Linked DNA regions of Mus musculus: all the other regions are linked to region 5. Evidence: chromatin loops called from intact Hi-C (ENCODE). Cell type or tissue: heart. All regions are shown on one strand. Each heading gives the region's core, and the rest is flanking DNA. Links, peaks and the distances in the headings are about the cores only.

The links. A loop is a pair of places that touch in the nucleus more often than their neighbours do. Peaks named below come from ENCODE experiments on the same cell type or tissue, not always from the same donor. Only the 100,000 strongest peaks of a DNase experiment are listed, where the experiment ranks them.
Region 1: it touches region 5 in a loop (7-fold over the local background); 23 of 42 quality-filtered maps call a loop at or near these places.
Region 2: it touches region 5 in a loop (2.8-fold over the local background); 12 of 42 quality-filtered maps call a loop at or near these places.
Region 3: a loop joins it to region 5, with 3 times the contacts of the local background. A loop is called at or near these places in 14 of 42 quality-filtered maps.
Region 4: a loop joins it to region 5, with 5 times the contacts of the local background. A loop is called at or near these places in 10 of 42 quality-filtered maps.

Annotation. Positions count from the first base shown.
Region 1 is chr15:78,337,874-78,343,785 of GRCm38, reverse strand. It overlaps Csf2rb (colony stimulating factor 2 receptor, beta, low-affinity (granulocyte-macrophage)), which reads right to left. Exons shown (of 14, transcript NM_007780.4): 4 at 4,797-4,984; 5 at 3,185-3,342; 6 at 2,938-3,106; 7 at 2,313-2,448; 8 at 2,032-2,192. Among named protein-coding and RNA genes, the nearest start is that of Mir7676-2, 7.8 kb to the left of the region's middle. In heart, for the core only: a CTCF peak has its summit at 3,532 (motif pointing right); DNase peaks (open chromatin) are centred at 3,555 and 3,965; H3K27me3 peaks cover 521 bases.
Region 2 is chr15:77,968,098-77,974,009 of GRCm38, reverse strand. Eif3d (eukaryotic translation initiation factor 3, subunit D) reads left to right here and starts at 3,186. Exons shown (of 15, transcript NM_018749.2): 1 at 3,186-3,327; 2 at 5,421-5,553; 3 at 5,789-5,834. The coding sequence starts at 5,431. In heart, for the core only: a CTCF peak has its summit at 3,441; a DNase peak (open chromatin) is centred at 3,199; H3K4me3 peaks cover 3,357 bases; H3K27ac peaks cover 2,497 bases.
Region 3 is chr15:78,527,071-78,532,982 of GRCm38, reverse strand. It overlaps C1qtnf6 (C1q and tumor necrosis factor related protein 6), which reads left to right and starts at 3,332. Exons shown (of 3, transcript NM_028331.5): 1 at 3,332-3,465; 2 at 5,515-5,755. The coding sequence starts at 3,460. In heart, for the core only: a CTCF peak has its summit at 610 (motif pointing right); DNase peaks (open chromatin) are centred at 782, 2,092, 3,192, 3,912 and 3 weaker places; H3K4me3 peaks cover 2,792 bases; H3K27ac peaks cover 3,996 bases.
Region 4 is chr15:78,366,118-78,372,029 of GRCm38, reverse strand. No RefSeq gene overlaps it. Among named protein-coding and RNA genes, the nearest start is that of Mir7676-2, 20 kb to the right of the region's middle. In heart, for the core only: a CTCF peak has its summit at 3,006 (motif pointing right); a DNase peak (open chromatin) is centred at 2,799; H3K27me3 peaks cover 3,209 bases.
Region 5 is chr15:78,170,775-78,176,686 of GRCm38, reverse strand. It overlaps Ift27 (intraflagellar transport 27), which reads left to right and starts at 2,606. Exons shown (of 7, transcript NM_025931.3): 1 at 2,606-2,918. The coding sequence starts at 2,885. In heart, for the core only: a CTCF peak has its summit at 2,409; DNase peaks (open chromatin) are centred at 2,406 and 3,636; H3K4me3 peaks cover 2,161 bases; H3K27ac peaks cover 1,603 bases.

The DNA of each region.
Region 1 (5,912 bases), core at 537-5,536, 170 kb before region 5:
TACCCCATGTTGGGCCATGAGGGAGGGGAGCACCTGAAGTAAGCCACAGTGGACCAAGCTTGTTGGTGATTCCCTGCTAGTGTTTAAATACAAAAATAAAAAATAAAAACAGAAAGAGCCCATGGCTTTCTACCCTGGTCCATTGACTATTCCAGCCCTGGGCAACACACTCAGTTTGTGGGAACTCCCGCACTCCATCCTCCCCTTCCCCCTGTGAGGTCCCTTCATTTCCATTTTACACAGGGAAAACTGAGTCTGGAGAAGATAAAACTGGGCAGTGGAGAGCCCTGTCTCTATTTTTCTGTGTTAGCTGCTCCCCTCTGCTGCTTCAGTGACTCTGGGAGTTGCCTGACATCAGCACGGGCTGGCAAGTCCTTGCTGTTCTAAAAGTGTCCCCTACATGGCTGTATAAACACACCCGAATCACCATCTCACCATCTCACTGTGGACAAACAGAAAGCTGGGATCTTTGGTGACAGCCCCGTCCACTGAAAGAGTAGACAACAAAATGAGACTTGGGCACAAATTCAGGCTTCCTCATGTCGCCTTATTGTGCCTTCTCAGAGAGGTGGGCACTTTAAAGTAAGGCACTCAATCACCTTCTATCTCTCCATCAAAACAAAAGAGTCAAATGAAATAAATATCTAATAAAAAAAAAACAAAATAAAAAAAACAAAACAAAACAAAAAACCCAAAAGAGTCATAGCTTGTGACATTAGAGGGCTTTCACAAAAATAATTCAGATGGCTCTAAAACATGGAGGAGTCCCTTGAATCAGAGGACCTCCTTTTCCTGGAGCAAGGCTCCCAGGAAGAAAATGCTGGATATGAATTCAGGTGACAAAAAGATTGGCTACCAAAGAGGACAAACATTACTGGTTGGCTGGAAAGTCTCCCTTGTGTCAGAGTCCTTGCCCTGTGACAGGAAGGTGGGACATAGGTCTGTAAGGACGACATCTGTGGGCATCTACTCCTTCCAGGCAGGAAAGTAAAACAGAGAGCCAAATGGGAGAAATGTGAACATTAGCTGGAGGAGGAGCCGGAAATCTCAGAGGCAAAAGACAGGTATAGAAGGACAGTGGTCCAGGGAAGGGGCAGGCATGAACCTGGGTGGAAGCAGAGGGGAAGGAGAGCAGGTCCCAGGTGAGACTCTTGAGGGCAGACAGTATAGTCTGCAGGAGGGCTTGCCTGTAGCTTCCCTGTCCTTGAAGACAGTAGAAACATATTAGAATAAACTTTCTTTCAATGTCTCTTTCCATCTCTCTGTCTCTATCTCTCACTCTGTTGCATATGCCTCCATGGGGGTATGGGAGACTGTGATGGTTTGTATATGCTTGCACTAGGGAGAAGCACTATTAGGTGTGGCCTTGCTGGGGTAGGTGTGTCACTCTAGGTGTGGGCTTTAAGAACCTCATCCTAGCCGCCTGGAACTCAGTGTTCTGCTAGCAGCCTTTAGATGAATCTGTGGAACTCTAGGTTTTGCCTGAACCATGCCAGCCTGGATGCTGCCATGCTCCCACCTTGATGATAATGGACTGAAGCTCTGAATCTATAAGCCATCCCCAATTAAATGTTGTTTTTATAAGATTTGCCTTGGTCATGATGTCTGTTCACAGCAGTAAAACCCTAAGACAGGGTCTAAACACAGGCATGCAGAAGCCAGAGAAGGATGGCTTTTGTCTTCTTTCTGTGTTCTTAAGACAGGATCTTGCACTGAACCCAGATCTGGTGAGTATCGAGAAAGCCCCAACTATCCCCCTGTCTCTTGACAGTTGGATATGATCACGCTCAATTTTTTTTTATGTGGGTGCTGGAATTTGAACTCACGTCCTCAAGCCAGTTCATCAATGGCTTTCACCCATTGGGACATACACCTAATCCAAAAATAGTTATTTTTATCACTTTGAGTGAAAAATCTGCAATTCTTTGAAAGTGGCAAAAGCAAAGATGCCTAAGAGGCTCTTGTATTTATTGGCATAACTCAATGGACCCCTATAGTACTGGGAACTCAGACAGAGGCAGGCACACTCACTGTGGTTATAGCTCATGATGAACTTCCCTTGTTCCAGGTGCTTAACAGAGACTGTGTACTGGCTGTGTGCACTGGGCTCAGGCACAGGTAGACTGCAATGGTAGCGGGTGTAGACACTGGCCCCCGGCGGCTCCTTCACCACCGGAGAGCATTTCTCCTCCCTAGGGAAATAAGTTGAGCTGAGAGCAGGGTTGGGGGAATGTCAGATCCATCTAAGACCTCAAAGAGGTATGGTCCTGGGGATAAGAAGAAACAAGGCAAGATGGACAGGGGACACTCACGGAGCTACAGGGCTGGGGCGATAGAAGAGCCCAAAGGAAACAGAGCCAGTCGTCTGGGTCCACACCTCCCAGGAGCAGTGGAGGGACTGGATCCCATCAAAGAAGCATTGAAGGTTCTGTGGCTGGGCCTTGTCCCCTGTGGCAACATACCCTCATTCAGTCAGTCCACCCTCCCTCAATGGTTGGGGCACGAGGTTAATCACACAGAGGAGATCCTTGAGGGCAGCAGACCTGGCTGTGACCATCAGCCCACTGTGCTCTGAGCCTGCCTGCTGTGTGTCCCCAGCTAGGGAAGAATCCAGTACGTCTGCGCCATCGTGAGGGAGGAGCCAGCTCTAAATATTGAGTGTTTGAATGAACTCAGGGACTCAGGTGACCCTACACACAGCCCAGCGCTTGTAAACACATGGGCCTCTGCTGCTGCTATTGAGGTCATTAACAGAACATGTTTGCTGCCAGAGAGCCAAGAGTGTGTGACACAGAGTGGCCCAGAGAGACTACGGGGGACACAGGGCTGGTGGGAGGCTCCAATGTCGAGGTAGGGCAGATCCTGGAGCCTTACTCGGACCTAGACTGTCCCCACTTCTAGTCTCCTAAAAGGGGCATGTCCTCCCAGCTCCATTACCTGGCTGGGAGTCCCAGTGAACCTCTGGGCTCCATCTGCTGGGTCTCCCAGACAAGCTTGAACCCGGGGACAGCCGAGTGCGCACACGGGCAGCATAGATGCTGTTGGGTAGGAATAGCTTTGGCTCGAAATTCACCTGAAATTTGCTAGTGTGGAGACTGTAGGCATCCTGTGGAGATATGGGAGCTGAAGGAGGAACCTGACATGCCATCACCCAAGGGTGGACACAGACGGCTCAGGGTCCTACCTCCCAGGAGTCCTGAAGCCGCTTATAAGCCACCTCAAACTCTATGTCCTTTGATGAAAGCCAGGAGACCTGGGCATCCCCAAGGGACACACTCCACTCCAGCAGGAAACGATCCTCAGAGGAGCTGATGCTGACGTTCTTGGGAAGTGGTGGCTGCACTATAGAGAGGGAAGCAGAGGGTTAATCGGGTTGCACACCGAGGGAGCTGCGGGTGGCCTGGTGATCTGGGTGCCACTTTGGCTCACACCATTCAGCTTCAGGCCTGAAACCTGCAAACTGCAGATTTGACAGTAATTCTGCCCTACATTCTCCTCAGTGGGGCCTCCTCCTGCCCTGCTGTGCACTGATGCTTTCTGACCAGCAGACGGTGCTGTGAGCCAGGGAGCCTCTTCTCCTGCCACACAGCCTCCTCACAGTTCAAGTGCCTATCACTGACTGTCCTTGCCCTGCATAAGTGTAGGACCGCCCTGATGACTTTCTTGGACTCCAGTTCCCAGACAGAAGCCTTTATCCTTCTTCTTGTCCCACTGCAGCTCATTGTAACCCCATGTCTGTCTTGTCACATCAGGCTAAGGGTTTCTTTTCCCTGTCCCCCCTTCCCTAGTTCAAGGCTAGAGATGCAGCTGTCTGTATCCCATGATTTCCCTGCCATTGTCTAGCCTTTGGAACTCGATGCTTCCTGGAACACAGTGCACATGCCTGGTGTACCCAGCATGCCCCACTCCCTCAGATCTCCCCCTGCAAGCCCCCTTTGCACACGTGGTTTCCTGGCTAAGAATTGCTTCTGGCTCTGTGATCCTCCCAGAGCAAGGACTTGGCTGCAGAGCTCCTTCCTTCCTTCTGGGAAGCCCTTCCTGATTGCCAGAGCCCTTTGCTTTCCATCCCTGGATGTGGCAGCTGATGCCTAACCCTTCAGTCTGCACCTCTGAGCCCCAGGGGCAGGGACTCTTTCAGACACCAGCAGCAATGATGTGATGAGAGCATTCAATCTAACATTGTTGGCGGGCAAAGAGGACTCACAGTGTTCCCCTGAGAGTCTGACATCTAAGCTGGGGCTTAGAAGAACAATACAAGCCATGGTTTTCCCATTATTCTGCAGTGTGGGTGACATGTCGGCTACAGTCCCCAAGAGAACCACACAGATGATTTTTGGCCCCACTTAAGGTCATGCTGTGACAATGGGCCTTGTGGGCCTGCTGCCTGCACACTCGGTGGTCCAGAGAGGGTGGCGCAGACCCTGGCTCTGGGTCAGAAGCATGGAAAGAGCCTGACAATGTGACCTATTGTGGTCATCTCTGCTCCACAAAAATCAGAGGACCTCTGCAATAGGGCAAGGTGTTGCAGCCATGGGCGAAAGCAAGAGAGAGCAGAGTTCTGTCACCTGGAAAGTCCTATAGGAGGCACAGGCACAGCTCTTCCTGTGGAGGAAGCTTTGTGGCTTGATAGGTGGCAGAAGCAGCTGGAACAGGATCATCCTTGGGCAGAGTCCCCACATCACATCTCTTCCAACCCCAAGACATGGTCCCTAATTCTGGGAGAACCTCACTCTAGCCCATCCCAGTATCCTGCCCACTCTTGCACCCACTGCCTAGGCAGGACCTCCGCTCCTCACCATTCTGGGCAAGTGGCACCATGAGCTGGATGCCCAGATCACTATCTGGCCGGAAGGAGTAGTAGTCTTCGTTTGTGATGGAAAATCGTGTATAGGGGATGACACATCTTCTGGGCACACAGCGGTGGGATGACGGGCACTCTGACCACATGAGTTCCTCACTGAGCTCACAGGACACTGGCTGTTTTCTGTTAGGGAGCATTCATTAGTTTCTACTATGTCCCTGCTTTTATCCAAGGGCAGTGTCTGGCAATGAGCAACACACACACACACACAAACACTCATGCATATACATACAAAGAAACATGCAGAAATACAGAGACTGAGACTCACATGAGCACAGAGACACACACAGCATATATACAAGCACACAGAGAGTCACAGAAACAGACACACACACATGCACACAGACATACACACACACATATATAAAGAGATATACACATGTATAGACAGAGACACTCACCTATACACACATATACAAACACATATACATATAAAAAAGATATACACTTATACACACAACACAGACACACACACACACACACACACACACACACACACACACATGCAGTGAGCATCCTGATGGAAGGAACAGGCACACACTGGATCACAAAGTAGTATGTTGTCATTGGAAATTGTTGAATACAACAGACAAGGCTGAGGAATCTGGAAGGGTCTGTGGGGAGTACGGATAGACTCACTGCATGCACAGTTTGACCAGAATCTCCGAGGACTTGCAGGGAAAGCAGGCAATTTCTGCAGCAGGCTGACTGCAGCAAGTACAAAGTCCCTGAAGCTGCCACCAGGCCTGTAACTGGAAGCATAGACTGGCGCATGTACAGTCTAGCACCTATCTAGTTAAAGAGCTTGCTTACAGCACATCACAAGAAATCTGACTGCATCCAGGTGGAGCCTAAGACGTCCTTAGCTTCAGAGACTTCTAGTTGACTTTAAACATCACTAATTTTGGCAGCCATGCTGTTGAGCAGTGTGTTATTCTTGGTCTTCTGGGTGAGCTTTCATGTGCACACCACCTCTGATCAAGGTCAGATAACCAGGTCAAGGTCATTCTCTAGGGGAAGTTTGTCTGCTCTCCTCCCCTCTTCTGTATCT
Region 2 (5,912 bases), core at 567-5,566, 200 kb after region 5:
ACTCGGGTAATACAAATGTCAAAAGGACAAGACACTGGGAGACGATAGGATCGAGAGTAGACACCTGCCTTGTTTGCCTGCTTTCCGCTCCTGGTCAAACGTCACTTTTTAAAATATTTTTAATATGTATAGATGCTTTGCCCGCATGTCTGTCCATGCACCACTTCCATGTCTGCTATCCACAAATGCCAGAAAAGAGCACTGGATCCCCTACAACTGGTTGTGAGCCACTATCTGGGTACTTCGAACCAAACCTGGGTACTCAGAGAGAGCAGTTGAGCCATTTCTCTGACCCCCAAATGTCACTTCTTAGGAGACACCTTCCCTTCCACGCCAGTCTTCCTCTCATTTCACACAGAACACCCCGAGGGGATGAAGCACACCTCTCTCATTTGCTAGAAGAAACCCTGACGGAGCAGGTACAGGGAGGGTCTGCCTCTCATGCCTTTTGGCCAAGCGTAAGGTTTATACTAAAGCCTGTTAAGCTGTGCTAGTGTGTGGCACATGTCTTTGATCCCAGCACCCAGGAGGCACAGGCAGGTGAATCTCCATAAACAGGAGGTCATTTTGGTCTACATAGCAAAATCTGGGCTGGCCAAAGATACGAATTGAGACCCTGCCTCAAAATAAATAAATAAATAAATAAATAAATAAATAAATAAATAAATAAATAGAATGATGTAATCATAAAACTCGAGGCTTTGAAACATAAATCCCTATGCTAGCCTTAACCATTATGAGCCATAATGAGTTCTTTACTCAATTTCTCAAGGAGATTTTGTGCCTTTCCAAGCTAGACAGACTGTGAAAAACCTTTTGCTAAAAGAGGCCCCAGTTTCCAACTTTCTGACAAGAATGTAAACTTTGGCTTGAGACAGGATCTCATATAGCCCAGGCTGGCCTTGAACCTCAGTCTGAAAATGGCCTTAACTTCTGATCTCCCTATCTCTACTTCCTGGGTGCTGAGATTACCAGTATATACCAACATGCCTGGGTGCTGGGAATCAAACCCAGGAGGGATGTAGGTGAGTCTTTTTTGTTATTTCCTGTCTCTAAAAGCAGGTTCTAACCGCCTTAGGTCCACAAAACACTTCTTGGGCACACTCTAGAAAAATGCCACCCCACAAGAGTGACACAGAACTGCAGAATTGTAGTTGGGGGGGAGAGGTGGCAGGGACCCTCATGAGAGAACAAGCTGCGCGGTGAGCAGAGAATGAGGCAGGACCCTCCAAATCGCTCTCCATCTGAGAGAGCAGAACAGCTGGGCCACAACAGGGGAAAGATGACTAAACTCCAACGACAAGCTGTAGCAGATGGCCTCTGGGAGCCACTGCAAAAAGAAAGGGGAAAGGAGAGAGGCATGATGGGAGCAGTTCAGCAAAGATACATGCCTCTTTATATTTTAAGGCATTTTGATTTTCTACTGATCTGGGCTCTTGCTATGGAGCCCAGGCTAGCTTCAGGTCTGCCCAGGCTGACCTCCCATTTGCAGCAATCCTTCTGTCTCAAGTTTTCAGGTGTTGGGAGCTCAGGATCAGCTGGACAATTCAGTGAGAACTTGCTTAACAACTGTTTAAGTCCGAAGGATGGCTGTTTTCAAAGCAAGTGACTTTTCTCACAATCTCCAACTTCACCAGCTTCTGTCGTTATGATCCCTCCCCTTCAGTTTCAGAGTAGAGGGATCCCAGAACATGCTGCAACTAACTCTTAAAGACATACAAACAAACACACACACACACACACACACACAATAGGACCCAGACAGTGACAGTAAACCTTTGGGGCAGAAAGTACAGCAAGTGTGGGACCTGCTGGGAGAGGAATGAGAGCAGGGTCGTGGTGGCCAGAGCAGAGGTTGTTCAGAAGGGCAGGGAGATGTCAGGCCACATCTTCCCTCGGAAGTGTGGGAAGAGCTTTGAGCATCCTGAGGAGCAACCCACTGGGAGTATGAATGGTTCGAACAATGAGGGAGATGGTACTATGAGGGCAGACAGCACTCAGGTACGGCTGAAGTTACAACACAGACAGGCTAGTCCCAATGTGGTGGGAAATTTAAGTTAATGACGAGGACCCAGCAGGACCCACCAAATCCTGAGAACACAAATTGGGGAAACGGGAAGGCAAGCTCATTGGTAAATTAGTGAAATGGGTAATCCCACCAACATTACCATTTCCAACACAGGTAGAGGCCAAATCACCTGATCAAATTCATCCCAGTGGTATCCACGGTAAGGACCCGAATGTGGAAATGTCCTTTGACAACCATTTATTTTACAATTTATTATCTAGCATTTCCAGTTTCATTAAGGGAGGAGGGGAGAGAGATGTCAGATATGAAGGCCATAAAACTACACTTGGCTGACCCTGGACACCACATGTATCTAAGATGTTTTTTTTTTTTCTTTTTTTAAAGATGTATTTTCTAATCAAGGAGATCTGCTGAGAAACTATCAAGGAAACATAAACAGCAGGCAGAAGGGACCAGCTTTTTAAAAAACGCCCATCCCGAGTCTCTTTCCAGACGGCTGCAGGGGGTGGAAGACGCCAAGAGGTCACACTGACCCGCACCCTGTGAACTGTGATGATCAATTAAGACGTAGCTTGGATAGCCCCGATCTGAATATCGATTTAGAGCGAGGCACTCTAAATCTGCTTTAAAAAATAGCGACCAGAAATCTCCGTTGAAAGACGCTTGTGACCTGTGGGACAAAGGTTTGAGTCCTAGCGGGCACCCCGAAGCTCTAGCAACCCGGACTAGGCAGGTCATTTGCCACCCTGCGTTGGGGCCACAAGTGACAAGCACACGAAACGCGCCGGGCCACTCTCCAGATAACGATCAGCCAGACCGACGACCACGCTGGGGCCAGCGAGCGCGGCGGGGCATTGTGGGAGGCAGAGGAGGCGAGCCTGGCGCGAAGCATTATGGGACACCGCGGGGACAGCTCCGACTCCCCGCCCCGGCTTCTCTGGCCCCGAGCGTGACCACGATTCAGTTCTGAACCTCTCCGGGCGTCCCCAGACGCCACTGACGTAATCCCCTCACTTGTGTCTGGCACCTCAGGGGCGAACGAGGATTTTTTTTTTTTTTTTTTTTAAAGCCGAGAGCTGTGACACACTTCCGGTTGTGTCTCACTTTACGGCTTGACATTTTTCCGCTGACTAAGAAGGAAGTGGTAGGGCCATTTACGACAGCGCTGGTCGCCGTTTACGGCACCGGCCCCTGCGCGCGCATCTTCCCTCCTGCCTTGACTCCTCGGAGTATCCCGGCAATCGCAGTTTTTTCCCCGGGCCATCTGTCGCCATCCGGGCCCGTGAAGGCTTTTGCAGGTGAGCGGCTTGTTTCGTGGGACCCTGCGGACCTCGCGAGCCAGCCTGGGCTAGACGTGGCTTCGGGAGCTCCCGGAAGAGCCTTCCTTTACGTCCTGTCGCCTGTGCCCCTCCGCTGGGCGGGGCGGGAATTGGCCCCCGGTGGTCCCAGGCACGACTCAGAATGCAGGACACCGGACCTTGTGTGTGGATCCCTCGCTCGGCGCTCTGCTCAGCGCCGTGGGGTGGGTTGTGGGGCGACGTAGCCTCCTCTAGGGGTTCGAACAGATTGTTTCTGTGCTCCGAAATGGGGGGCTGAGAGTAGGTTCCAGCTCTGATCGGAAACGGAGCCCAGGAGTTAATGGCCCCCACCTGTAGTGTCCCCAGTGACCCACACTGTATTGTGGCCAATACAGCTGTCGCGCCGTTTTACTTTTCCCCTACTGCTTTCTTTCTGATTCACGTGTGCAGTAGCCGAAGGACCAAACCCTGTCCATCCAGGGAGATAGATGATGATGCACATCAGGCCTTGAGCCATCTTGAACTTGTGACAACTCAAGTTTACAGTTGCTTTGGGGGCAGCCTGTTGGGTATGGCTTAAAGCCCCAGGTGGTCAGGCTGCCAGCTACCCACAGTATAACCAGAAGGAGGTCGGGCCTAAGTAGACAGCCTTGGAAACTTTTTGAAGGGATGGGCAGATGGACTCCTTAAGTTAGCAGAGCTAGCTTTGTGTCTCAAAGATGGGGTGTGTGGTAGCAGTCGGTGGTAAAGCGTCCAGCACAGCACCCCAACATCCTGGGGCCTCTTACTTCATGTCAGCTGTTTGAAGGCCACCACACCCCACCACCACCACCTCACCCTCTCTCCCACAACCCCGTGTTCTTCCTACAACTTAGCATACGTTCATATTTGGAGGGTGAAGCTCCTGGGTTTACTCTTGTCCGTGTCACCTAAGTATCACCAGCTTCCGTGTGTCAGAGGAGGAGGAGAGGCTACTGAGCTCTAATGGTGGACAATTTCAGGTTTCTTGTGTGTGGTCAATGCATGGGTTTTTTTTTTTTCCTTTTGTTGTTTGCTTTGGTTTTTGATGGGAAGTGTCCAGCAAGCCCCTGGATTATACAGCTATTAGCTTTTACTTTCCTAAAATGAGCTGTGGTATATACTATATACTGCGGGGCCAAAGCTACACTGCCTGTGTTCAAATTTTCTTACCCAGAAAATGGGACTGGCCCCACGGGATTGTCCGAAGGGTTTAGTGAGCGCGTGTGCTGTAAGCGGTCAGAACAGTGTCCTGGTGCTCCTGCGTATGGACATTTGACACTCGGCCGCTTTTGCTCTGAAGTTTGTGACCACCTTGGTCACCAATGGTCCTTTTGCTTGGCTGCATGCACTGTACAGGACTTGTGCTGATGGAAAATTGGAAGGGTGGGGTCTGATTGAGGGTTCAGGGGATGGTCTTGTTTGGTTGGTTTTAGTCCTTTATTTTTAGGATTTTGTTGTTGCTGTCTGTGTATGCACGTGTGTGGGAGTTTGTGCTGTGGCATTCTGCTGGAGAAGGCCACGTGTGGGGGTCTGTTCTCACTTTCCACTTTGGTTCCACCTTTACTTGTGGCACCATCTCAGCAGCCCGAGGGTCTTTAAAGCACTGTGTGCCGGTGCCTTTGTGTAACTGAGTGGTAATTGTGCAGGGTGACAATCACCAAGACTTTGACCGAGGCCCTCTGATGGAGACTGGGTTTAGAGACATTTGCTGTTGGGTGCTTTGGTGAAGGTGTTTCGGGGAATTCACTACTCTTACCTCCTTGAATAATTGAAGACACCTTTATCATATGTTCTACTGAGAAAGACGGGACACCCCATCAAGGAAAGGCACAGCTTCATTGCAAAGATGTTCACCAAAGAACCTGTCCTAGAATCAGTGAGACATAGGAAAATGTCGCTGGTGTTGGCAGGGTTCTGCGTTTTGAGTGTTCTTTGAACAGTTTACAGGAAAACCCTGTCCACAGTGCTCGAGAGCCAGGGTGCACCTCTGCAGTGCAGCTTCAGTGGAGGGTGGAGTGTTTGGAACTTGGCGGCCTTCCTTCTGAAACTTCTCACACTGCTTGTGTTCACAGGTTTTAGAAGATGGCGAAGTTCATGACACCTGTGATCCAGGACAACCCCTCAGGCTGGGGTCCCTGTGCCGTTCCTGAGCAATTTCGGGATATGCCCTACCAGCCATTCAGCAAAGGAGATCGGCTGGGAAAGGTATTGGGTCCCTTCAGCTGGGGCAGCTACTCCACAGTTCCCCACTGCCTTTCTAGTCTCTTGATGGATATCCTTCCTTTGGGGCTACCACCTAAGGAAGGCCCTGACCTCCAGAATGAGTCAGAGCCAGGGTAGCCACGTGCAGAGCATCAGAGGCGACACTGATGCCTTTTGTCGCTGTCGATGTCAGCAGAAGTCTACTCGCCTGACCTGTTGTCTTCCTTGTCCCTCACAGGTTGCAGACTGGACAGGGGCCACATACCAGGACAAGAGGTACACAAGTAAGTGGTCCTCGGCGGCCCGTCCACATCTGGGTCTTGGGAAGCTCATTACTTTTTTCAGTAAGCCCCACATGAAAG
Region 3 (5,912 bases), core at 281-5,280, 360 kb before region 5:
AGCTTCCCATTCTCACTCATTCCAAGGAGTGCCCAGCCACACCTCATGCCCCATAGGGACCCAGAGACCTGGGATCCCGGCCACATCCTTTGTTACCATCCTGTTTCAGGTGAGGAGACTAAGACCTGGGGTGGAAGCAGGAGGCTTCAAAGCTTTACAGAGAAGGGACAGAATGTCCTCTTTCAGTCGGACTTTCTGCTTTAATGATCAGGAAATGTGTCAATATTTGCTCATGGGAACTGCCGCTCCGCCGCCCTCGGTCAACACTTGCAGAGCCTGCTTGGTTTCTCCATCTGTGAGGCTATGGTTATGTCTGAGTTCTGTCTACTCTCTAAAAGGGAGTTCTCTGTAGGCTCTGGCTGTAACAAATGGACAAACACGACCTGACTTATGTGTGGGCAGTGGCACGGGTGTTCTTGGCCACACGCAATCAGGGGAACCCCAGATCATTCACTTCCTAGCTCAGAGTGCCCATGAGCCAACCTCAGGTCCTGGTGGAGCCTCGGTTTTCTCATTCCTGAAGTGCACTTCACAACTCCATCAGACAGCAAGGTGATACAATGACTCCCATTCAGGTCAACCCAGTTCTTTCTGTGTCCGCCAGGGGGCGCCGCTGGACCTCAGAGCACCAGCTCCTCCTCTTTGCTCAGATTCGGCTTTATTCGGCCACAATCGGAACTACCCGGCTGGACCCGACTGTTCTTTAAGGCTCGGAAAAAATCGTCTCCATTCGGTTCTTCTCGGCCGTACTCGGCTGGATTCAATTCTGTTCGGTTTGCTCGGCTGGAATAGATTCTAGCGCTTTTCGGATATGCTCGGCTCCTCCCCTTACTAGGCTTCCACGGTTTGGGCCCTGGAACTCTGCCTACTTTCTGGGGTGCTGAGGATTGGAGGAATACACTCTGCTCCCCAGCCAGGCTTGGACTGCCTGCTGAGGTACTGGTGCTGGGTGCTGGGGCGCGCGCTGACTCCCTCCAGGAGATGGCGACCTCCTACCTATCTGTTTAGACCTTAACTCGGTAATGACCTTGAACTCCAACTGTGATTTACCATTCACAGTTTACACAGGGCTGCCTTCTGGCGTCAGTAAGTCATTGTCCTGCCTCCTGGGAGAAAGGGCAGGAATGAGCAGAGAAACAAACACTTATATTGTAGGACTCTGGCCTTAGACCTGGTTCTGGCTTTTTGTGTCCGGGTATACATTTACTGGCAAAGGCTGTGAAAGAGTATAAGAAGGTATCCACTGGTGGGTGTGCGGAGAAAAGTGGGTGCACACCTCTGCATACTGGGCTTAACCAAAGTAGCAAGATACCCTTTGGTTGGCTGTTCCCAGACACTCATACAATCCTGGACTCTTCAAGATCGTTCGGCCCAGGGTTATTAAGACCCAGAGAAATGTCAAGCACACCTTTAATCCCACCACTGGGGAAGCCGAGGTGGTCAGAACTCTATGAGTTCATGGCCAGCCTGGTCTAGAGAGTGAGTTCCAGGACAGCCAGGACTACACAGAGAAACCTTCATATCAGCCCCGCCCCTGCTTCCCCTCCAAAGACTCGGGGAATTAGGGACTTACCCAATGTCATGAAGTTAGAAAGAAGACATGGGACAGAGCCATAGTCTGTCTGTTACTCCAGAGCTGGACTTCATGTCTCAAGTCTACCTGATGTGCCTGGACGCCCTCGTGTCTGAGGTCAGTAGCCGGCAGCCTCTGGTTTGCTAGGGCCGGATGAGCAGCCTTGTCCCTGTATAGTTCGGTGCGGAGTGTAGTGGGGTGCACAGTGCTAGGCACACAGCCTTCTGCACTACTGTGCCCTTCGCCTGCTTCTCCCTGACCGTCCATCTTTTCTTTCATCCATCTTCCCGGCCTTCTTCCCAGAGATCTGAGACTGCCTGGTGCTGTTCCCACCCCCGGGGCCGCTGACTCAGCCCTTTGCTCTGGTGGCTGCAGCTTGAAGCGGGTAGCCTCTCTGCAGGTCTGGCTCTGTGCCTCAAGAATGCTGCTCCGGCAGGGCCACACAGAGCCATGCCAGTGTGAGCTTTGTGGTGGCCCTTATAGGGCTATCATCCCCCTCTCTGCTTTCTTCTGCCAATGTATTCCTGACTGGACCTGAGAACTCCAAGTCATTTTGGGAGGCAGCACCAGACTAGAAGAATCTGGCGTCCTCTCAACTTGGATTTCGCTCTGCTATGTGACCTTGTACCAAAGGCTTGATCTCCCTGGGCCACAATGTCCCTGATTAAGGGATGGGATTAGATCATCTCTGAGGCTCGTTCCAGGCCTAGTCTTGCTGTTGGATTGTCTGCCTAAATGCCCAGGAAGCCTGAACCCAGAGACAGCCCTGTCAAGGACCCTAAGAAATAGGGCTGGTATACTTTTTTATTTTTTATTGAAGTCCCAGACCTAAATCTATCCCCTAAGCAGTGGGCTAGAGAGTAATACCACTGCCAAGACCCTCTAGCTGCTAACCTGGAGAGAGGCTGGAGGTGGGGCTAGGAATAATAAATCTAAATACTTTTGAGGACCAAGGTTCCCCAGAGAGGTGAAACCTAGCTCAGGCAAGGAGGTATCCAGCAAAACTGAAATAACAGGTCGCCAAGGGTGAGGGACATTTTACAGGAATTGCACAGGGTTTCCGACCTCCAGGAAACCAGGGCTAGGAGCCAGGGCGGTGGTCTTTGCTAAACATTCCCCAGTTTGCCCAGGAGGAAACTGAGGCAGGGTTTTGCCTAGTCCCAGGGCACACAGGCTGCCTCCCCCAGCTCCACCTTGAACATGTTGGGGGTTATACTTCTGTAAGGGAGCTGGCTTTAGGAGAGTCAGTGAAGGCAGGATTCCAGGTGGGGAAGAAGGAATAAGCCATCTTTGGTCCAGCATGAATGGTAGGGGCAGAATCCCTGAACACCTCCGGCAGGAGAGGCAATGCTCGACCATGTTGCTGGGTGTTAGGACCAGGATTTATACCTATGGAGGATGGGTACCAGTGGCTCATGCCACTCAGTCTCTGTAGCTCTTGGCAGATGGCTCTTGGGCTCAGACTAGATCCGGGCTGCCTCCCTTTTCCTGAGTAATGCAGAGCCCCGCCCCCTCTCGTGCAGCCTCCAATTTCCAGGCGGAGTCTTTCTAGGCTCTTGATGCTCGTCCTGTCTAACTCCCAGGGCATTTGACTCAAACAGGTCCCCAGCGCTGGGCCAGGGCCACAGATGCCCAAGGATGTTAAAGATCCAAGTCTCCCAGTACCTCCGAGGCAGAGCCCCAGGCTGGAGGGGCGGGAGCAGGAGGAGGGGACTGGGAAGCCAGCTCAGCGTGCTCCCTCCTCCCTCCCTCCCTCCCTCCATCCCTCCGCCCTCCTAGCTCAGTCGTAGGCCTAGGGGTCGGGCCTGCAACAAGTTATCATCACAGACATGGGCCAAGGAGCCAGAGGCCGTCCGGGGTCTGTGAGTTGAGCTTGAGGCCGCAGGATGAGGGTGAGTGGCTGGTGGCCTCTCTTCTTCTGACTGGGATGGGGGTTGGGGTCACAGTCTGAGATTCCTCTGTTCCCCTCTTTCTGGCAAGCACATAGCTCTTTCCCTCTCGCCTAGCCAGCTCATTTGGAAGATCTGCCACCCTGCACTGCTGGCCACCCTGCACTGCTTCTGGTGTTTACCTGCCCCTGCAGGGACTTCCTCACCACCCACCCACCCCCAGCCACTAAGCCCCGCCCATCTGGATGATAAGGTCGGTAGCCCAGCCTCCCACCAAGAGGCTCTGGCATTTTAGGTGAGGTGGTGGGGACCGGCAAGACCCCTCTATGGTTGGTGTGACCCCCACACTTGGTACTGCCTGGCCCCTCTCCTAGCACCCAGCCAGGGATCCCAGCTGCAGTTAGTCCTGTTTCTAGGGAGAGGGCCCTGCTTCCTGCTTCCTGCCCCAAAGCTCCAGTTCTGTGTCTCTGAGCATCTGACTCCCAAGGGACCAGACCGGTAGGAAACAAAAATGTCTCCAAACCATGCTGACTCTCCGGAAGTTCTTTGCCTTTCAAGCCATAGACTCTAGAGTGAGGTCTATACAGGAAGAGGAAGGAATGGGCACTTTGAAGTCTTTGACAAACTGGGCAGTTTCCCCCGAGTGTAAGTCGCCCATATTGCCTGGCAAGGAAGACATGTTGGCGGCTTGTGTGAATGAAAGAGGGGCTAAGCTGCAATCACTAGGTCACATGACCACCAGGTCACGTGTTTGTGAGTTATTCGGATTTCCTTCACAGGGTGGGCACATCTATGGTCAGAATAAAGTATGTGTGTGTGTGTGTGGGGGGGGGGTGTTGCTGCGACCTGTAGTTGAGAATAGGCGTGGAGTTGGTCTCTGAGGGAATTCCCTGCCTGTGGAGCAGAACTAGCAGGCCCCAGCAGTATGATCATTCCAGAAAGGGGGTGTCTATGAAGACACCTCCTGTTGTCACCCCAATCCCTAGAGAGAAGGCTCTGAGCTTCTGTCCCTTTAAAACATAGTCCCTCTTCATAGCCTTTCAAGAAGTAATCATTTTACCTTCTCAGCCTGTATTAACCACAGAAAAATATTTTTGAATTTGTACTAAATGTTAAGAGGAACAAAAAGGAAATAAACAAAGAGACGCCAAGAGGTGTAAAAACCAGTCTGGTTTCAATAGCAGTTTCTGATCTGTGATCATCGGGTAGTGCCAGCCCCCGAGCCTGTCACCACCTCAAAGGGCCCACTGCAGGCTTCCGGCCCACCGAGCCAGCTCCTCTGGTGTCCGGCCTACTTCCTGCCCTAGTCTGGAAACTGGAGACCTCATCATATTCAAGGCCCGAGATGGAACATTCCCATTTCTGATTCCTTTCAATGTCCAGGTGCTTTCTGTTCACCCCCCTTAATTTCAATTTACCACCTCAGTGGCTGATTGGTAGGCCTGTCATGATTGACACAACCACCTTCGAATCACTTGGCCCCTGGGCAAGAGTGGGTTGTTAACAACACAGAGATGCCAGAAGGATGAGCCCTGCTAATAAGCCTTATGCTGTACTAAAGGGGACACCTTGTTCTTCAAGAGGGAGACCTCTTGCTTCTGTGCAGAAGTGGCCTGCAGGATCTACAATGCTCTCAGGGACCCTAGCTCCTGACATCTCCTATGGTGCTTGCCAGAGGTGGTGGGAGCCGAGGTCAGCAAACAGCCTTTAGAGATGAGAGGGTCAAAGAGTCATTCTCCATTTCCCTGGCTAGCCATGTGGATATCTGACATCTTCCTTGGTGCCCCAATGAAGGCCTGGGAACCTGGTTTGTGCCATCTGAGGGTCTCCACGGGGCCTTCATCCTTCCCAGGCCATGTGGCAGTGGCCACAGTAGACAGATACCAGGAGGCTCGATGGCCAGTCTAATGCCCTCCCCCAGGCTTGCTTCCCAGATGGCCCCAGACTCTGTTACCAGAGGTCCTTCCCTACTCCCCTAGAAACACTGGGTCTGCCATGGCAGTGTTATCTGGGGGTGCTGAGACAAATGTATCTATCTGTCTCTCCTTCCAGGTCATCATGGGGATAGCCAGCCTGGGGTTCCTCTGGGCAGTATTCCTGCTTCCTCTTGTGTTTGGGGTCCCCACAGAGGAGACTACCTTTGGAGAATCTGTGGCCTCCCATCTCCCCAAAGGCTGTCGACGATGCTGTGACCCCGAGGACCTGATGTCCTCTGATGATACGGTCCAGGCCCCTGTTTCCCCTTATGTCCTGCCTGAAGTCAGGCCGTACATCAACATTACTATCCTAAAGGGTGAGTTACCACACTGGGCAGGGTGTGGGCCAAATTGGGAGGGAAGAAAGGACGAAGGGAGGGAGGGAGCAAGGGAGGGAGAGGGGGGAGGGAGGGACAGAAGAAAACAGGGCAGGTCTTGCCTAGGCCCTGTCTGCCTTCCATCTGCATGTACACA
Region 4 (5,912 bases), core at 264-5,263, 200 kb before region 5:
CTGCTTATACCTTTTAATACTGTCACCAGTCTGGTACACTCAGAGACTCCGCCCCTCTAAGCTCAGAAGCCCCTCCCCTCTAAAGTCTCCAATTGTGAAGAGGTCTCCTTGTTCTGTGGGTGACTGCAGATACCTCTGCCCCTACCCACACACCACACGTATAGTAATGGACATTGTTAAAGGATTTGAAATCCCCCTGAGCCTCTGTCTACCCAGCCATCATTCACAACCTGTTCTGTCCAAACCTTTAAATCAAACAAACAAGGGAACAAACAGCACCCCCCCCCCAGATTAGCCTCTAACAGAGCTCAAAGGACAGAGCCTTTGAGACCAGCATCAGAGGACTGTCTCCAAGGTGGGTCACTTCCAAGCTGACTCTGGGACTTGGGCTTCTATAAAGGGTTTACTTAGGAGCCGTTTTCAGGTGCTGCCATGGGGAGTGGAGAGGCAGAGGGAAGGAAGATGATAGAATGTATCCTTCAGCAAATTACCAGCTGCGGCTGGCACAGTTTCCAGAGGGGCTCTGGGAAGTGGTCAGAGCCTGAACATCTGTGAGCCATCCACTAGGAGGGCTGGATGGGAGCTGGTCTCAGGAACCACCTCTCTGATCCTGGCAACTCTGCTTAGCTGTCCTCATGGGGACAGTGTGGGTGCCTGTGGCTCGGGGGCTCTGTGAAGTTTTCTGGAATGTGGAAAGTGAAAGGAGATGAACCAAAGAAAAACAATTGCACGTGACTTTGTGGGGAAGAATGGGTTTTATCCAGTGATTACTGTCAGAGGGCAACATGACGGGATTTCAATGTGCTGGTTGACTTGATTTATTTATTTTTAGTCTAGAACCAGGCAGCATTTCATTTTATAAAATAGAGAACTTCCAGGGAGCCAACAGAGGGTTGCTCCATAATCAGAAAAGGGCTAAAGAAAGTGACTTACAGCCGGGCGGTGGTGGCACACACTTTTAATCCCAGCACTTGGGAGACAGAGGCAGGCAGATTTCTAAGTTTGAGGCCAGCCTGGTCTACAAAGTGAGTTCCAGGACAGCCAGGGCTACACAGAGAAACCTTGTCTTGAAAGACAACAACAACAAAAAACAAAAAAACAAAAAGAAAGAAAGAAAGAAAGAAAGGAAGGAAGGAAGGAAGAAAGAAAGAAAGAAAGAAAGAAAGAAAGAAAGAAAGAAAGAAAGAAAGAAAGTGACTTATTTCACTTGCAGGGGAGATAGGAAAGCATAAAAAGTCCTGGGCCGCCCCCCAGATGACTTCAGGAGACCTTGCTGTGCTCAGGGTTAAGTCAGAGAGAGCCCCACTATCCTGCCTTGGAAGTGTAGCTGTTCCTTAAGGTCAGAGGAACGATTTGTAGTGACTTGTCTGGTGCTGTGACAAAATCCTGGACCACAACTCAAGAGGAAGTGTTTCCATGGGCTTACAGTTCCAGGGAGCACAGTCCAGCATGACCAGGGAAACCTGCATGCAGAGCAGGAGGCAGCTGTCCACAGTGCATCCACAGGCAGGAAGCGGTTGGGGAAGGTCCACCTCTGTGGGTGGCCATAATCCAATTGTTGAGAGTCCCAGGGAAGGAAGCAGAGCTGAGTGTGAGTGCTTAGTGTACTCTCTCCTGTTTATTCAGGCCACGGCCCCAGCCTATAGGATGGTACCACTGCTAATTAGTCTTCATACATTGATCACCCCAATCTAGATCATCTCTCATTGACACGCTCATAGGTTCATTTCCATGGCGATCTTAGATGCAGTCAAGTTGTCAAGATTAGCCATCATACCTGGTGCCCTGGGACTTTGGTATGATGAGTTCATTGTACCTACCAGCTTGATCCATTGAGGCAAAAAACAATGGCCTCCTGGCCTTTTGATTTAATATTACTGACAAAGGGGAGGAAGTGACTCACTTCTCCTTTTGATTGGCTGGACCTTTGAATGGATGAATGGGGGTATAGAAGGGGAGAGTGGGGACTCTGGGGACAAATGTGGTCAGGTCATCTGTATTTGCTGGCTGCTATGAAGCTGTGGTTCTGTTTCTGTTGGTTCTATTTCAAAGGAATGGCTTTCAGGTTCTTGGACCCTCTGAATAGCAGTTGGTCCATGCCCAGCTGGGAGGGACAAAGGAAGGAATGTCCAATTCAAGCCTTGTCAGCTAAGGCTCTGGAAAAGAGGTCAGGAGCATGTGCCCGGTGTTGGCTGGAGTAAGATGCTCAGCCCCCAGTAGCATGGATCTGCCTTGGACTGGCTGTTTAGTTGGAATTTGGGCTTGCTGGGAATACACTCTCATGCTGCCAGAGGCCATGCCAAAGTTCCACTTGTCTGAGTGCAGATAATGGCACTTCTGTGTCTTGCTGTCCCCCAGCTGTCCCAGTCAGAGACATAGGACCTACATTCCAGAACACTGAGGCTTGCTCTCATCACGAGCACTATGTGGCACACAGGGACATATATACACACTGTCGCTGCGGTAGCTAAACAGAGGTATAGTGGCTCTTACAAACAGGTGTGCAATACTGTGGCATGTACACCAACATGTGTGTCTGTTCACATCTGGATATTAACACAACAGAGGCATTCATTGTTAGCGTCCACCCAAATACAAGTGTGCAAGAAGGGACAGCCTCACACTACTTTTTCCTCCTCTTCCTCCTCATCCCCCCTCCTCCTCCTCTTCTTTTTAGACTAACCAAGTGCACTAGTTAAAAGGGGGAGGGTAGAACATGGAGTTCTATCTTTAACTGACTGTGAGCAATCGGTTGAGATAACTCACCACCTCTGGACCTGTCCACACTAGGTTTAATGTTCTATCTACAGTTAGGGTTTTGCAATTCCTTGCAATGTTTGCACAAGAGGTCCGAGTTTCCGTTTGGCCCTGAGCTCTGCATAGATGCACCCGCACAGCTCATTCTGCTTGCTCTTTCCTTGTCTTGACCACCAGACTTCAAAGGCTTCAGAGATCTGCAGCGGGAGGGTCTGACGCCGCAGAGTTGAAGTAATGCAGGGTGCTGACCTCTAGGTGGCAGCACCATTCCGATCAAACCTCAGTGGGCTGCAGAGGGGAGAAAACTGGCCCCTCAGATAGGGGTTTGAGGTGGCCCCAGGATCCACTGTCCCCCACTCCCTGCCCCCGAAAGCTTGAGGTTTACCAAAGTAACTGCCCTAGAGGGAATTACCTGATCCATTCTTCTACCAAGGAATCTTTAATAGCTTTCTTTAAAAAATCTAATTACAAGTCATGGATAGTGGTGCCACACCTTTAGCTCTAGCTCTTGAGAGGCAGACAGACTGATTTCTGTGATTTCAAGGCCAGCCCTGGTCTGCATAGAGAGTTCTAGGACATCCAGGGTTTTGTAGTGAGACCCTTGTCTTCAAACAAACAAACAAACAAACAAATCTGATTACAAACGCAACACATTTTATTTTAGAAAACAGAACACATACACACAGATGTATGTATGTGCATGTGTGTGCATGGGAGGTGGCATTTGTGCATGTGAACGCTGGTGCCTCTGGAGGCTAAAAGAAGGTCAGACCCCTTCAAGCTGGTGTCTCAGGTAGCTGTGTACAGGGAACTAAATGTAGGTCCTCTTCAGCAGCAGGAAGTGCTTTACCCACAAGCCATCTCTCCGGACCATATGTGGTTTTAAAAATGCCTTTGGCTTTTTCTATCTTTCTTTCCACCACATCTTTGGGATTTGGTGGGCACCCCCTCCCCCAGGCCCCAATTCAGGATTCAAGTTAGAAACCAGGAGAAAGGCCCAAGTCCTTGAAACTCTCCCCACTCCTCAGGCACTGTTCTGTTGAGATCTCCACACAGACCTCCTCTCTATCCAGGTTTGAATGTCCACTAGGGATGACCGAGGTTCCCTTCTGAGATCTCTTCCAGATGGCAGAGGTTTCTCACAGTCTCTTCCTTAGAGGCCTGTCTCGTTCCCCTGTGGGCTGCTTTTGACTCAGACTTAACAGGCAGAGGGAAGGAGTAGCCATCTCTCTCAGAAGGCACCTGCAGCTGATGTGTGGGCACAGATGAGTTGTTCTCATCACTCTTGGGAGATATTAAAAGCCATACTTGCCATGGTGTCAATGTGGCTGGACTGGGGACCATCTAGGAAGCTTCATTTCTGGTGTATCTGGGAGGGGGTTTCCAGAGGAGACTGTCGTGTCAGTGGATTGAGTCTGGGATGATCCACCCTTGTGGGCAGCCACCATCCAATAGGCTGGAACCCCAGATAGAAGAACAAAAGGCAGAGGACAGACATCTTTCCCTCTCCTGGAGCAGGGACACTCTTTCTGCTGCCCTGAGATACCACACCTTTACAAAAACCCCTTCAGTCCCAACTGCAGGATTTATAGGAATAGACCTCCTAGTCCCAGCCTGTGAGTCTAGATTGAACATTACAGGACGTGTTTAAATGTGTATTGAGCCAAGATAGGAAATCCCAGTGTCTCCAGCTTGAAGAGAGCCCGCTGAGGCTTTGCAGGGTCCATAATCACGTAAAGTAATCCCCCAGACACCATTTCCTCTCCTTCTTTTCTATTTGCTTGTCTTTCTAGAGCAGTAGCCCTCGACCTGTAGGTTGTGACCCTTTTGGGGTCAAATGACCCTTTCATAGGGATCACCTAAGGCTGCCATAAACCGCAGATATTTACATTACAATTTATAACAGTAGCAAGATTACAGTTATGAAACAGCAACAAAAATAATTTTATGGTTGAGGGTCGCAACATGAGGGACAGTATTGAAGGGTCACAGCATCAAGAAGGTTGAGAGCCGCTGCTTTAATGAGCCCTGGCTAAGGACATTCACCTCTCAAGGGTGTGTGTCCAAGTCACGTGGTGTTCTGGGGAGCCCAGCAGTTTCCCCCGCTAAGAAAGCTTCCAAGATGTCAGGGAATCAAACTGAGCATTAAACTGAAAACATCAGAAAGATTCTTGCTTAGCTTTTACCTTTTAAATTTAGAAATGTGTTTATCTTTATGTGTGTGGGTGCTTCTCGCGCATGCGTGTCTGTGTGCTCTCAAGTGTTCTCTTTCCCTGTCTCTCCAAATGGCAGATCTGTTTCCTCCTGTCCCCTAGCTCACCGCACCATCTCTAGCTTTGCGGGGCACCTAGAATCAATGGGTTTTTACTGGGGGTCAGCCCTGTCTATTCATCTTTCTTGTTCTCTCTTGAAGGTAGCCAAGGGGGAAGAGCATTGGTGGGGGCAAGACTTGGTCTTGTGAGATATTGAGGGTTGCTATTTAATAATAATAATAAAAAATGTTTACCTGTCTTAAATCTAAGTCAGTTTGCTATGGTAGCTGACCTGGCTGTCTGTGTTCCTCTGAGACCAGAAACCTGCCAGTCTCTGGCATCATACCACAGTGAAACAGAAGGAGATTAAGTGGAGTAGCCCTGTTCTATCTCCACAGGAACTGTGAGGCTCTAATTCCCAGCCTACTACTCGAAGTCTCAAGAAGAAAAAGGGACACTTTGAGAAAGTGATTTTAATCTTTATTTCTAAGGACTATATGTGACAAGTTCTCCAAGGAAGTTCTCTAAGAAAAGATTCTCTCTTTAAAAAAAAAAAAAAAAAAGAATCTTCCCTTTCTTTTCCCTCAGCACTTACAGGTCTTTCAGAAAACATGACCACATGGTAAAAAGCTACCACAAGTTTACACATAAAGTCAAATCATCGATTGAATAAGAAGTTTACAACAGGGGATGTTGACATGCATATCCATTTAGAGTAATTATCTGGCTGAACATTCATTATTTGTCACAAGCTCAACAGGTTTATGGAGCGTTAAAGACCATAACTAAGTTGAAGTTTGTACAGATAAAACCCAGTCAATATCTTATCATCTCTCCTTGCACCTATAGTAAATCATTAGTTCCCTTTTCATGACTTTTGGTTAATTGTTTTATAACCTCTTG
Region 5 (5,912 bases), core at 453-5,452:
GAGTGTCTCTTCTCATGAGGCTAACTTTCAAGTGGAGAATTCTGCAAAGCACCCTGGCACATCCTTTCCACCAGTGGCCAAGGCCAGGAAGACAGTACAGTAAAGCAAGGTCAAGCTGCCAAATGGAAAGAAAGTCTTTCCATTGAATGGCTAGGGATGGACGGCTAGGGACATGCCACTGGGGCTTCGAGCTGAAAGTCATGGGGAACAGAGCTCTGCAGCCATGCTAGGAACATTACGTGTAAAGGCCCTGGGGTAGGGAAGTTCTCAAGGAAAAATATAGCAGCCCCAGGACCACCTAAGAATGGCTACTTGCATGTTAGGGTACAGTGGAATTGCTCAGGGTGCCCAGAGAGCTCAAGGGTCATAGCATGAGGGCATCTGTGGTCCTGCCCTAAATCTTCCCTTACCCAACATTGATTCCAAATATCTATGGACACTCTTCTCAGTCACCTGCCTCTCAGCTGGGCTTGTTGGCTCCGCCCCCCCCCACCCCCCTGTGCTTAGTACTCTCTGAATATCTATGGAATGAATTCCTCAAAGAAGGCACCACCTGACATTTCCAGAGAAACACCTCTTCATCCAGACAGGACAGACAGACCAGAGAAACCCTACCCATGTTTGCCAGTGTGGCAAACCAATCAGATTACAGGGGTTTGTTACAGAAGCATAGACAAGGGTTCCTAGGGGATCCTGGGTAACTCCGAGGCAGCACTAGCTCTACCAGTTCCTCCTGATACAGGCATCTTTGCAGAGAGACGGTGCCTCTCTAAATGTTCGAGATCAGAATCCTGGGACCCAGTAAACGTTGAGAAAGCAGCAGTGGGGTGGAGAACTTCCCCTGGCCAACCTACAGCAGCAGTGCTGAGCCAGCATGGTGGACACACACCCCACCACACTCCAAAGACGTGTGTGTGGAGAGCCTGGCTCCCAGAGCAGGGGGTGATCAGAACTAAGGCTTTTAGGGGAAGTGATGAATCTCTGACTTCATTCATCAGTGGACTACAGATCCATTGATGGGTACTGTCTTAGTTAGGGATTTTACTGCTGTGAACAGACACCATGACCAAGGCAAGTATTATAAGGACAATATTTAATTGGGGCTAGATTACAGGTTCCCAGGTTTAGTCCATTATCATCAAGGTGGAAGCAGGGCAGCATCCAGGCAGCCATGGTGCAGGAGGAGCTGAGAGTTCTACATCTTCATCTGAAGGCTGCTAGCGGTAGACTGACTTCCAGGCAGCTAGGATGAGAGTCTTAAAGCCCACACCCACAGTGACACTCCTACTCCAACAGGGCCACACCTTCTAATAGTGCCCCTCCCTGGGCAGAGCATATACAAACCATCACAGGTACCTAATGTGATGGGCTATGGGGAGGTGCCTGGGAAATGGAACCTAGTTGAAAGAGAATGTGACTTTGGGGGCATATCCTGGGAACTATTTCTTCCTTTCCCAACATGAGGTGGCTATATGCTTATATGCTGTTGTTGTTATGATGGTCAACCAAATGGCCAAACTAAACCTTTCCTCCTTTAAATAGTTTCTCTCCGGTGTTTTGCTACAGTAACAACGCCCCGATGCATGGACACTCGCCTACTTCCTGTACCCATGAGTTGGTTTCTATCTTCAGAGTTCCAGAGGTTACATGCCTTGCAGAGCCATATCCCACTTAGTGGCAAAGCAAGAGGGGCTCCCAGGAAAGTCAGGTGGCATTTACCCACCCTCCCCTCATGAGGGGCAACACCAGGATAGCATCCATTCACCCATAACAGAGGAATCCGACTGAGAGAGGCGTGTCCTCCCATCCATTAAGATATCACGTCAAATTAGGCCTATTTTAGATTTTAGTTTAATTTAACTGATACATAACATAAAGTGATATATAGTTACATATGGATATACTGTGTGAGTTTCCATCAGGACCTCGCTCTTTCCCCCTTCCGGAAGGTGCACAGCACGGGTGCTGTCCGCAGTTGTTTGCTGTGCAAGCATGCAGGGCCTTCCTGTCTTCCTCACTGCTCAACGTTGCACATTTTTCCCTCCCCGCTATTTCAGTTTTTAGGGTTCATAACATGCTTGGGCTTTAAAGATGGCATTTCGATTCTGGACGTGAAGCAAAGGTTAGGTCTCCAAATGTTCTTTGCACCCGGGGTCGGGGAAAGATACCAATAACATCCAGGACCCGCGACAGCAGCTTCCTTTACTGCGCAGGCGCCATTTCAGCGGCGTCACCCCTCTCAGTGTGGGCGAATCCATTCCCAGGAAGAAGGGGCAAGGTGCAGCGAATCCCAAACTCTTCGCGATGGTTAAAGCCATGCTCTGGCCAATCAGAAAGCCCCATTAATTCCCGCCTCCGGCTGCATCCTGGTTGGGCTGCGTCTCCAGAGACGCTAGGCGGTGCCCAGCGGTGATTGACAGCATCTAAAGCCATTGGCCAAGCTGAGAGCAGTTAAAGAGCAGAAACCTCTCCGCTTTGTTCCGCGAAGGGAACCGGTTTTCCCCGCCTCCTTCTTCTATTGGGTGCCTGGGGTCTCCGAGCTTTTGAGAGCAACCAATCAGGAGACAATATGGAGGGAGAAGGCGGGTTGATGATGGTTGCCAGGAGCCTGTTTGGCGCGACTCTTGGGACCAGAGGACTAGTGGTTGTGTCTCAACTCTTCTTTGGGCCGGGTCTAAGGCTGGACTTGGAACGGGTTCTGCTCCGCCCCACCGGAACCTTTGCAGGCTGCCTGGGGCCTGAAGCCCTCCGTCCACCCAACCCTAGCACCCGGGCCATCATCCATCCCTCCATCACGGCCTCAGGCCCTGGTGTCAGCTGTCCCCGAATCCTAACCCCCTTTCAGCGTCCCCCACCCCCACGTCTCCGCTAGTACCTGGTTACTATGGTGAAGCTAGCTGCCAAATGCATCCTGGCAGGTGAGTGCTATATGTGTTTGAACGCGTGGTCCCCAGAGCCCTAGCCGTCCTAACTCGGGCGGTTTTGGTTCACCATCGCGTCCACTCTCTGTCTCCCTTAGGAATGGCTGTAGTGACCAACAGCAGATTCTAGAAGGCGCGCGGGGCGGGGGAATGGGCTCCACAGGACACTCCCCCCACCCCTAGGGCACATTTGTAGATGCAGCTGTGTCCCGGTCTCCCTCCCATATTTTGAGACTACCTTCACCAGATAGACTTAACAAACTTGAGCGAAGTACAAGCATGGACTTGTCAGGGGTCAGCGTTGCTGGTCCCACTCACTCTGATGTCAGGAAGATGGGGTGGCGCATCTGAGAGCATTAACTTAGAGATTCCCCGGAAGTAAGATGTTTATTATTGTTGACTGTCAGGGAAATAGCCTGCACAGTGCCCAGAGTGTGGATGAGTATTATATAGATATATACAGAGTGATCTGGTGGTGCTCACACTCGTGGGCTTGCCTTGAGCCAGTCTGAACATTCGGAAGCCTATATGCTTAGCTTGTAGTCTGGTTGACAGCTGAGCACATGTGTCTACCGAGGCGACACTGCAGCCAGTGTCATGTGGGGGTATTTCATTTAACCCTTTTGCCACAGCGCCCCCAGGTAGCTTCTGTGATGTGACCTGATGTGACCGAAGCCCTGAGTGGTGTTGCCATGGGTGAACCCCCAGTGGAAGTCGTACACCCCATTCCCAGATTCGCCTGACTTCTGCCTGTGGGTCAGGAGTGTTGGCTACTTCTTATTGTGACAACTTACTGGACCGGAAGTTGGGAGTTTATTGTGCTCACGGGTCCAGAGGACTGCCCATCATGGTGAGGAAGGCATGGTGGCAAGACTGGGAGGCAGGCTGGCCACGTTAAGTCAACAGTCAGGAAATGGAGCATGAGCCTTGGCTCTCAGCTCTCTTTCTCCCTTTTATTCAGTCAGGGGCTCCAGCCTGTAGAGTGGTGCCACTCACCTTTGGGGGCGGGCCTTCCCGCCTTAATCTAAACTAGAACACTTCTTACAGGCATGTCCAGAGGCTTGTCTCTTCCGTGATTCTTCTTTGTAATCCAAAGATTAGCAGGGGTGTCTTTTGATCTTTATTCTACCGAGTAAGAAGGGGGGGCAGGGAATGGAGGGGAACGGTACCCGTGATGACTTTTCTAATTTGAAAATGAAAGCGTCATGCATAGACATGAGTGACAGGTTGTCACTCAGACCCTAGTGCAGCAGAAGGAAGCCAGGCTCTGCAGAGAATCTGTAGTTCTCAGGGTGCCAGGGGAGGCAGTGTGGTGTAACAAAAGCAGCCAGTCCTTGCCCAGCTCTGTTGCTTTGGACAGTGTTCAGCTTCTGCATGGGTAAGTTGGGGACATTTATTATTTTTTTTTAAAGTTAAATTTCGTTTTAAGTGGGCGGTCCTGCCTGCTGTTCTCTTCCTTAGCTGGTTAGCTCTCGAGGAGCTCCTGTGGTGAGCCCCTCTGCTTAGACTTGCTGTATGCTGGCCCTTGTCACTCCCTCACAGTCTTCTGGCCAAATGCTCAAAGCTACCAGCCAGTTCTCATGTAAGATGAGGCAAGCAAGGCCCAGAGCAATGAAGACCCTGATCCACAGGCTACAGCTTCTGGCTAACTAAAAAACCACCTCCAGGCTCTTTTCCCTTAGGAGTATCCAGGGACCACCAGACCCCAATGGAACCACATTCAGATTCCTAATCTCCACACCTCCCTTAAGTGCACATGCGCACGCGCGCGAGGGCACACACACACACACCCTTCCTCTTCCCCTGGCTTTTTCTTTTCACTCCTTGTAGGCTCACATAATCACCGGTCCACACATATAGTCACTCAGCAGATGTTTATTGAGCATCTAATACATTGAGTCACCATGCAAGCTGCAGTCGCCCCACGCCCCCACCAGGAAGAGCCCAGAAGTGCAAGTGTGTGACTCATGGGCCCTTTGTGTACTGTATGAGCCTTTGCTGAGTGCCTCAGACACAGCTGCGGCTTCTTTGGCTTGAGAGGCAGAGAGAGGGAGCACCATTGACAGGCAACTGTGTTTCATTTATTGAACCAACAGCCAGGTGCACCAACACGGCACACACTGGTTCATTAACTCTGGCAACATTCTGTAGTGGGTCCTTCACAAAAGCTGTTGGCCTAACTTACAGATGTAGCAAAGTGGCCACAGAGCACTGAGGCCTTAAGTGGCACAGAGAGAAAGGACAGGATTTGGAGCTGGATTAGAAAGAGGATTGCGTGTGTGTGTGTGTGTGTGTGTGTGTGTGTGTGTGTGTGTGTGTGTGTGTGTGTGTGTGTGTGTGTTGCGGGGGGCTGGGGGAGGTCCAAGGAAGAAAGAGCAAGCACGCCTGTCCAGACTTTCTTTTTCTTTCTTTTTTTCTTTCTTTCTTTCTTTTTTTTTGGGGGGGGGGGGTTCGAGACAGGGTTTCAAACCAGTATAGCCCTGGCTGTCCTGGAACTCACTTTGTAGACCAGGCTGGCCTCGAACTCAGAAATCCACCTGCCTCTGCCTCCCGAGTGCTGGGATTATCTATAAGGGACAGCTGGGGACCGTTGGAGTGGTCACCTAGGAGTTGATGGAAGAGCTACGGATGCATGCTGTGGGAGAATGAGAGGACTCACCGCCGGTCTGTTCTATGACTGCCTCTCTGGTGAGGCTGAGCTGGGCGTGGGAGTCACAGAAAGTTAAAGACAGAATCAGTTTGTGACCGTGAGAGACTGGAGTCAGCCCGAAGGAGCAGAGACATGCAGCGGTGGTGCAGACCCGGAAGGAAGTCACTGAGCTAGGCACAGGCCTCTGGGGAGGGGCGATGCCTGGCGGGGACAGAACTCAGCTCAGTCACACTAGGGCAATGTTACCACGTGCCACACTGCCGCCGCCAGAACCTGTTTCTTCTGGTAGAGGACTCAGCACAGCCCCAGAGCCAAGTGCAAGCCAGTCCATTTCTGTGTTC